Linked DNA regions of Mus musculus: region 2 is linked to region 1. Evidence: chromatin loops called from intact Hi-C (ENCODE). Cell type or tissue: left cerebral cortex. All regions are shown on one strand.

Region 1 (5,000 bases):
AGCGTCCTGAGAACAATGTATCTACATCAGCTTGCCTGTCCACAATGGCGATATTGATATTGCGCTATGTGGCCCTCCAGTTGCTAAGAGATTTACATTGGGCAGATTGTCACACTTCTAGCAAAGCATTCTGGTCCACGAAGCTTTTGCTCCAGCTCAGTGAGTCCTGAAGCAACTCTACCTCACCCTTCCCCCGTGTGGCTTCCTAGTCACACAGGGGACCAGATCAGCCATTGTGCTACATAGGTCCTGCCGTCAACCTTCAGGGTGACACTGAACCTTTATTTTTAAAAAAAGACGCTGTACCTCGGTGTCATGAAAGGCCATTTAGCATCAGGGAGTGGAGGCAGGGCTATTTGGCAAGAGGCCATCCATACTGACCTTCTCCTAGCCGAACCCCATAGAATAAAGCAAGACTAGAGCCTCACAAACCACGGTCATCTCCCAACTCTGCTATATGAGGTTTTGAAACGAACCAGCACAGAATTCCTTACCCCAAGTTTGTACTTCCATGAAAGCAGAGCCAAGGAGTTTATTTACACCAACACCCAAGGGAAATTGTGCAAATGTAACATCTTGCCGCAAAACCACCGCAGCCCTCCAAATCCTATCTCCTACAGGCTGTTCCCTCTCAAAAGGCAGAAGACCTACTCCTAACCCCAGCCAGATCGCCATCTCTCCCTTGAAGAGAGGATGGATGGAATTTGCCTGTCATTTGCAAAGCAGACAGATCAAGGCAGAGAACTATAGAGAAACCTCCTTTTCCTTAGGGTTTTCACACAAAGACACACCAAAATGCTTTATGACTGGCTTCTATATTCAGATCACTGGGTTTTGGTCAAATTTTATTAATTGCCATGCAGGGAAAGTCCTTTGGAGCATCACAGAGCAGCCAGTACCCAGGAGTCATCTTAAAGGACAAAGCTATCAAATAGTAAGAAATCTTTAGCTGCAATGAAATATACCACTGGCCCAGAATCTCTCTCCTGTGTCTCCCTCTCCCATAGTCCTAGACATCAGAAGGGGGTATACAATGCCCCATCAGGGCTTTGATCTCAGGCCATCAGTGATAAAGGCTGCAGGGCTCTCTCCTCCACCCCCATGTCACAGGAATTCCTGCATTTAGGATCACTCTCACCCAGCAGGTAAGACTCAAACCTCTGATTTCAGTTCTATTTAACCACACACAAAAAAGTTATTTCTAGTAGCTCATTTCCATGGCAGAACCCCAGCTGAAAAAAAAAAATGCCTCCTAGAGATAAGAGGCCCAAGGACAGCAAGAAGGCAGAACAGGAGCCAGCTTGAGGTCACAAAGCGGCCCAAGACAGGCACACATGTGACACACTTCCAACACAAAGCTCCTTTTCCCGCACAAGGGACCTCTAAGAAGTACAAAGGCCGGCTCTCCCACAAACACAAGTCACCTGCAGTCGATTTAACCTTGACCCAGCTGCAAAGAAAGTAACTTTAACTCCTTGACAACACCCTTGTGTGTTGTACAAACGTGCCGGAGCCTCTGAAAAGTGAGGCGCACCTTCTGCAGAGCCCTGCAATCATAACCCCCCCAGCCCCCTCAGAGAAAGGCATCCCTGGCCCAAGCCCAGCCTGTGACCATGCTTCACCCATAGCCCCCCACCTCTACTCCCAATTTACGCTCTATGCTGCACGTGAAAAGATCTCTCCATGCTTGCCACAGATGTCAAAGGAGATCCACACACAAAGATGAGAGGCCATGGCACACATAGCTACCTTTTTCTTGCGATCCCGGGACCGTTTGCGGTGTTTCCTTTTTTTCTCAGTCTCTTCTTCCGCATTGATTTCTAAATCCCTGTTTTTCTTTAACTGGGAGGCGGCATGAGCCATAATGCATTTGAAAAAGACCCTGTCTCAAGCAGCGCGCAGAGCTTTCTCTGAGAAAGGTGATCTCCTTGGGTACCTCTAATCAGGCATAGAGCAGCATAGCCCTCGCAGGAGAGAAGCCTGAGCAGAAAGGCATCCAAGAGGCAGAGAGGCAGAGATGCTGGGGAAACTGCAGCTTTCAAAACCCACCACAGCAGGGGCCAGATCTCATCCTACACCTTGCTGAGCCTTCCCCTCTGGAGGAGAGCACAGCCATCCTGGTGCAGAGGCTGTAGTGGAGGCAGCTGGGACCGGAGGAGCTGTGTTATGGCCGCATCCCCTGCCACTAGCTGGAAGTGTCTAAGTGGTTCCTCCAAAGGGGGAATGCTGCAAAGGGTGGCTCTTGTAAAGGAGAAAGATCCGGAGTCACCCCACATGCGGCAGCCGAGAAGCCAGCACTAATCCTGAAGAAACGGCTTCAGAATCCTCCACAAAAAGAGAGAGAGAGAGAGACAGAGAGAGAGAGAGAGAGAGAGAGAGAGAGAGAGAGAGAGAGAGCTGCAATTTATCCATCAGCCTAGATCCGCACCGAGCGAAAATTAACCCTTCAGAGAACGGAGCAGCTTGAGTTCAACTGCTGATGGTGGCGAAATATATAAAATAAATCAGCCACGTTTTCCCAGGGAGATGCTGAGCGAATTTTCAGGCAAACAATGCATGCACTGCTGCTCTCAACAGGGCATCCATTATGCCCAGTTAGTCCTGATGCATTCTGTGGGGAGGAGTACAGAAGGGTCTGTTGTCTTTTTAAAACAACATGCTCATGACAACACACTATCCAGAACGGCGTGAGCCCACTGCTGGGAGGGACAGATGTTCGATTCAGAGGTTCCCCAAGACTCTCTCCTCTACTGCCCTGTGAGGGGCAGAGAGCAGGGGTGGGGGGCTGTCATCAGTGTTTCCTGGTGGCTTTCATGCTAGGGCTGTAGTAGTAGGACCTGAGTCCTTGGTGACTGCAGCCTCTGAATATTCATTGTGAGAAGTGAGGCAAGAAGGCTCAGAGACACTGGGGTCTTCTGAGCGTGCACTGGAAGAGATCTCCTAAATAGGGAATGAAACACACACACATACACTCACACACATACATACACATACACACACTGACACACACACATAGACACACTCAAACACACACACATATACACACACAAACATATACATATACACACTGACACACACACATAGACACACTCAAACACTCAGGCACTCACCCACACTGACACAAACATACATACATATATATTCACACTCACACACTGACACACATACAGACACACTCACAGACATACACCTGCATGTGCACACATACACATAGACACACTCAAACACTCAGGCACTCACATATACTGACACACACACACACACACACACACACACACACACACACACCAGCACTGACATTAACAGTTTTTGCAATAAACACCTGAAATGCTAGACTGGGCCCAAAGCCTGTGGGCTCAAGTTAAGACATCTCTGTATCATCAAGAAAGTAAGGGGAATAGAAAGAGGCTCCCTAGTGCGGTCTGAGCACAGCAGGCCTTAGCTTGGAAGGTGGATACACTGGGCTTTGAGGAGGAAGCTCTCTGAGCTGTACAATAGATGGATCATTAAGCCCACGGCATTGTGGGGCTTGGGTTGGGGTTCCACATAGCTGTTTCTCACCTGGTTTACACCAAGAGCACTGAGTGGAACTCCTTGCAGCAGCACCCACAGACTGTTGTGCTAGAGATATCAAAGGTCCCTCTCTTCCATGGAAGGTCCTCTAGACATCACCAGGCAGGTTCCAGGACCTGGAAGATGCAGGACCCACAGCCCAATAGTCTTATTAGAAGTAGATGGCACATGCCGCTGAGGTCAAATGAGAAGCACCCTGGTCACACAGTAGATGAGGGCCTGCTATGCACACATATTCACACAAGCTTGATTTCCACTGAAGTATCTTCACAACGAAGGCATTTCAGGTATGGGGAAACGGCGTATCATAAAAACCTGCCTATGGTCTCCAGAACCCACACTGGATACAAAGTAGATAGGTGTGATGGCTCACACTTGTAATCCAAGTTGGGGAGGTAGAGACAGCAAACCCCAGGGGTTCAGTGGCGAGCCCCCTCAGTGTACTTGGTCAGTTCCAGGCCAATGAGACACACTGCCTTTAAAAAGGCAGTGATACCTAAGATGTGTGTGTGTGTGCACACGCGTGAGTGCATGCGTGCTGGTGTGCATATCCACGCATTGTCCACATGCAAACACACAAATACACATGCACATCCACATACAGAGTTTCTATATTCTATATTGCCTATCAGACTATCTTACCTAGCAAGAAGCAGACAAAGGCCGAGAAGGTACAGAGTTAATTCTAACTCAAATTCAATAGCAGACGAGCCCTAATTGGGTTGGTGGGAAACATTAGTGGCTTTAGGTTTCCCACCAGGACTCTGTCCTCCACAAAACGTAAGTGGGGCAGAGGAAAGGATAACGTGAAAATTTTGTGTGGCATCATTCTAAGTCCTATACTTTTCAGGAATATTCACACAGTTTCAGCCAGCTGAAGAGGGCAGCCAGCTACAAAACTGGCTACTCTCCCTCTGGCTTCCGGATCTGTTTTCCTCCCTGTATAGACACTAATGATAACTTTTAAAGTGTGGCATATTTATACGTACCCTTGATCAAGGTAACTTTTCCAAGGGAGGCTGGCAAAGCAATAATATACCAACATTGATCTCCACCAGTAACAGAGAATAAGCTGGGGCACTCCCCAGTAGGGGAATCCATTGCTTCTCCAAAATGACCAGAAGCTGAGTCTGTAGTATGACGTTTATGACCCAGTAATGAGGAAAATTCTATTGGCTACTTACTTATATAAGTAAGTCAGGAGCTCATCAAAAATAAAATCTTAGGCACAAGCTAGTAGAGGTTTTTTTTTTTTTAAGATTTAGTTATTTATTTTACATATATGAATACACCGTAATTTTACAGATGGTTGTGAGCCATGTGGTTGTGAGAGTTCTCTGAGCAACCTCTGCTCACTCAGGGCCCACTCACTCTGGCCCAAAGATTTATTATGATACGTAAGTACACTGTAGCTGTCATTAGACACA
Region 2 (5,000 bases), 69 kb before region 1:
GGTGGTTCCTCCATAGCAGCTCAGATGAGGGGCACTCCTGAGGATCCATTAGAGGTGTCTGTTACATTGAACAGAAGAGGACAAAGTACATCCTGTTGGGCAACGGCCCTTGCTTCCAGGATGCTGGCGGCAACATCACCGAAGCTTCATCGGGGTCAAGACATCACTTGAAGACATACTCTCAAGAGAACGGAGGTTCTGAGTCACAGTTGCAGGAAGCCAGTGACTTCTGAGCAACATATGAGTCACAGGAAAAGGAGTAAGCATGGCCAGTTAACAGCCACAGGAGTGGGTCCTGAAAGCATTAACAGGGATGAGAGGCTAATGAGCCTCCTGTTAGTCAGGAGGATAACTGTGTGGAGTAAGGAGCAAGTGCTGACTTGGCTCCATCACTCTGTCTTCATTGCCCGGGAGCAGAGCGCACCCGGAAGTTAACCTGCTCCACCCACTCTGGGATCCATTCATTTTCTCCTAACCGCTGCCATCCTGTCACTACATCCCGCTGCCTTCAGGTTCTTTTCCTGACCTTGAATCTTCTTCCCCAGTAACCAGCACTCGCAGAAACTGTCTTCTCTTCCAGTTTATAATCAGTCCCCCAATGTGTGTGCTGTTTACAGGAAGGATTTCTCAAGGACTTCCCTGACCAATATAGATGTAGATACTCAAAACCAACTATCAGACTGAGCCTGGAAGCCCCAATGGAAGAGCAAGGAGAAGGGGCTGAAGGAGCTGAAGGGGATTGCAACCCCATAGGAAGGACAATTATTAGCTAACTGGACCACCCAGAGCTTCCAGGGACTAAACCACCAACCAAAGAGTACACATGGCTGGACTCATGGCTCCAGATACATATGTAGCAGAGGATGGCCTTATCTGACATCAGTGGGAGGGGAGGCCCTTGGTCCTGTGGAGGTTTGATGCCCCAGCGTAGAGAATTGCTAGAGCGGTGAGGTGGGAGTGGGTGTGTGGGTGGGCAAGCATTCTTATAGAGGCAAAGGAGAGGGGGGAGAGGAGGGATGGGATGGGAGTTTGTAGAGGGGTAACTGGGAAGAAGGATATCATTTGAAATGTAAAATGATTAATTAAAAAAAAAAGAGAAGTCTCAGCTGAGACCAAAGAATCAATGGTATAACAGGTGACATTGGACAAAATTTATAAACCATCTTTGATTGATCAGAGGGTCTCAGATGTCAAGGAGTCTCCCTCTACCTCTGTGTGGGGGGGATGAGAGAGAGAGAGAGGAGAAGGAGAGAGAGAGAGAGAGCGGGGGAGAGGGATGGGGAGAGAGACTAAAGTTTCCAGCGAGATTTGCGCTTATTTCATCGTCTGACTCTCTTTCCCTTTTTGCAGAACCTCTATCTGGGGTGGTACATATCTCAGTTACCTTAGTGTCTGCCTGCTTTAGAATGAGTTCCTCTAAAGCCAGGTTTCTGTTAGTTACAGGATTGTCTCTTGCATCTAGAACAGTGTTCAATATGCTGTGAATACTTTTTGAGTGGCTGACCGAATGAATAAGTAACACTTTCTACAGAAGATTCTAATTAGGATGCTTGCAGAGAACCAAGTTTAACAGTCCCAGATTTTAAATGACATCCCTTCTGTCAACTGGCACCTACTTACCATGTCTAATATAAACAAAATTTTTATAATATCAGTGATATTAACTGGATACTAATAATATGTTCTGGTCACTAGGATAAGCACGTTATATCTTTTCTCTACTTAGTTTTAATAATATTATAGCAATTTACTGTTGCTCATTTTACAAGCAAACTGCCCAAGGTCTTGTTACTACACCATTGTGCTATCCTAAGATAACCTACCAAACATTAACCCTAGCAGACATTGACTACATTTTCCCTTAAAGTGGCATTCTGTCAATTGTATTATGTAAATAGAGCTAGGTCTGGTCCAGCCCTTGCATGCCGATGGGGGCTCATTCCTGAGACCATACATCCAAAAGCAAACCATCAGTTCCTGGAAAAACCATGGACCTATCACATGGCTACAAAACCATAGGAGATCCTCTGGACTGAAAACCCAAGTCCTTCTCTTCAGGGGCCAAGAACATTTTATATAGAAGAGTAGACCTGCTGACTGGAGGACTGGGAGATGTCTGAGGTGGCTGGAGTCCACTTATAAAGGTGACAAGGACAAGAAGATAGCTCCCCTTCAGGAGAAGGGTAAAACTACCCTTCTCCATAAAAAAACAAACAAACAAAAAGATCAAAACAAAACAAAATCTGTTGCTAACTCATTAGAAAATGGTCAATGTTCTAGGAAGAACAGGCCTAAGGGAATACAACAGGGCTTCCGGCCAGAGGCTGGGGTCAACATCAACATGACTTGAAAGCTAAAGGTTTCCCAGCCAGTTACAGATGGGGGGACACTGACAGAATTCACCTGTAAGGAATTTCTGAATTAGCGAAGAGGTTTCTGGTTAACAACAACCATTTTGTTTGTTTGTTTGTTTGTTTGTTTGTTTGAGACAGGATTTCTCTGTATAGCCCTGGCTATCCTGGAACTCACTTTATAGACCAGGCTGGCCTCGAACTCAGAAATCCACCTGCTTCTGCCTCCCGAGTGCTGGGATTAAAGGCGTGTGGCACCACCACCCAGCTAACAACCATTTTCTACCCTGCCCTTATCTCCTGTGTGGCTTACAGCTATACAGTATGCTAGGGGTTTGGGAGAAGATTTCAGAGTTCCTCAGGACAGGAATGGGGTACAAGATAAGTGCACAAAAAATTAACAGTAGTAGGGAGATATCTATCTATGATCTATCTATAATCTATCAATCTATGTGTCTATGTATGTATGTATCACCTACCTATTATCTTTCATTATCTATTATCTACCTATTGATATCTATCTATCTATCTATCTATCTATCTATCTATCTATCTATCTATCGTGTATGTTGGCATCAGGACTTCCCAAACTATGACATCACATAGGTGACAGCGCAACCTACAGACCTGTTACCAAGACAACAGCTACCATATTTCCAGAATCCACTTGGCTCACCTCTCACCTTTACTTGCATTATGTCATTTTCCATATAAATAAGGGGAACACCCCTCCCTCTCTCTTTTCCCTCTCCTCTTTCTACCACAACCTACCTCTCTCTCTCTCTCTCTCTCTCTCTCTCTCTCTCTCTCTCTCTCTCTCTCTTCCCCCACCCCCAATAAACCTCTCACACGTGGAACTGCTTGGGCTCAGTGTGCTTGCTATGTTCAGATGGGAGCTGAGATTTTAACACATCAGTCTATCTATAATCTATCTACATCTATCTACTGATCATCTATCATCTATCTCTCTATCATCTATCTACTAGTCATCTATCATCTCTATCTCTATCTCTCTATCATCTATTTACTGATCATCTATCTATCACCTATCATTTATCTATTGATCATCTATCTATCTATCAATCATCTATCTATTATCATTACCATTATTACTATTTTTCTTTGAGATGGGGCGTTATCAGGTAGCCCTGTGTAGACCCTTGAACTGATGACCGGGTAATAAGCCCGCCTCTGCCTAAGTGTAGACATTGTTGTACCCACTCCAGAGTGTTTTGTCTGATAAACAGAATGGACTCCCAGCTTCATATGTTTGGTTTGGGTTCGTTTTTATTTTTTGAGACAGGCTGCTACTCTTCATCCCACTAACAACGTCAAGCCTATAATTTCTCCTGTCTCAGCTTCTCAGATGCTTATCACTCTAGGTACAGCCAGCTTTGGCAACGTTTTTATAATAATTCCCTGCTTAATGTTTTATTTAAATCTTCCTTGAAAGTGTTTTCATGCTCTGTGATTTAAAATCTACCTGTCTGTCTGTATATCTATCTATGTATCTATATTTTTTTATTGGAGATACAAAAATGAATGCAGAGGCAGAACACTAAGTGTATCTCAAGGAGTGTTAGCCTAAAGAAAGGCCAGGGCACCAGTCCTGTTAGAGTGGCCATGTTGCCATGATTCCAAGCACATATCAAATAAGTAAAATGAGATTCTCGGATAGCTGTAATACAGTTAAAATCACAGTTACAGATGAAACATTTATTTATTTAAAAAAATCTAAAGTCCAATAACTCAAATGTAAATGATCCAGAAAATAGTCTATTTCTTCCTCCAGTCACACTGAAGAAAACATCTGGAAATTTTAATTTGGAGATTCAGTTGCTACGATTTAATTATTTCCCACAGAGTTTTGGAAGGCTTAAAAAGAAAACCAACGTATCCCTGCCCTTTCTCCATCACCTCCTGAAGTTTAAGCTATACGTAGATATTTTCCAGGGCATTCGGGGAGCAGCCCCTTTTTCTTACCTTCACTAACTAACAGGGTTAAGAATTTGATTCTGTGATAGTGTTAAATGTCAACTTGCCAGACTCTAGGACCGGGTGGGACGTGCCTGTGAGGCTTTAGCTCGCCTCTGCGAATGTCTGTGAGGGATCATCCTGATTACGTTAACTGAGTACTGTGGGCAGGAGATCCTGGATGTTACAGAACCGAGAAGGAAAGCTAAGCTGCGCATGCGTGCATCACTATCCGTGTTCTCATTCTGGATGTAATGTGGTGCTGCTTTAAGCTCCTGCTATTTTGACTTTCCAGCCTTGAAGGACTACACTCCCAAACTGTGAGCTGTAACAAACCCTTTCTCCCTTAAGTTATGTTGAGGTAATTATCAAAAACACAAAATCAATCCACGCTATCTCCGGCTACTCTCCAGCCGCGGTGGTCTCTCTGCTTCCATGTCTATCCCATGCCGCAGTCCGCTCACTTAACTATTGAGCTGTTTCTCTGGCTCCCTCCATGTGTGTCACATATATCTATGTCATAGTTGAGCTGTGCCTGCCTATTTGTGCGCTGTTTATTATACGGATTAGAATTCCCCAATGATAAGGTCACATTCCATCTTTGTCCACATGTGAACCTCTGCTGACTACTTCACGGTGCAAACTCAACACACTAGCTGACTTTCTTCAGTCAAT

The links. Peaks named below come from ENCODE experiments on the same cell type or tissue, not always from the same donor. Only the 100,000 strongest peaks of a DNase experiment are listed, where the experiment ranks them.
Region 2: a loop joins it to region 1, with 2.1 times the contacts of the local background. A loop is called at or near these places in 1 of 42 quality-filtered maps.

The regions. Positions count from the first base shown.
Region 1 is chr10:69,703,675-69,708,674 of GRCm38, reverse strand. The region is part of intron 1 of Ank3 (ankyrin 3, epithelial); the gene reads right to left. Among named protein-coding and RNA genes, the nearest start is that of Gm33464, 140 kb to the right of the region's middle. In left cerebral cortex, no CTCF peak of the experiment used is centred here; DNase peaks (open chromatin) are centred at 565, 1,178, 2,173, 2,523 and 1 more place; H3K4me3 peaks cover 2,944 bases; H3K27ac peaks cover 3,795 bases.
Region 2 is chr10:69,772,603-69,777,602 of GRCm38, reverse strand. The region is part of intron 1 of Ank3 (ankyrin 3, epithelial); the gene reads right to left. Among named protein-coding and RNA genes, the nearest start is that of Gm33416, 91 kb to the left of the region's middle. In left cerebral cortex, a CTCF peak has its summit at 2,184; DNase peaks (open chromatin) are centred at 154 and 4,573; H3K27ac peaks cover 185 bases.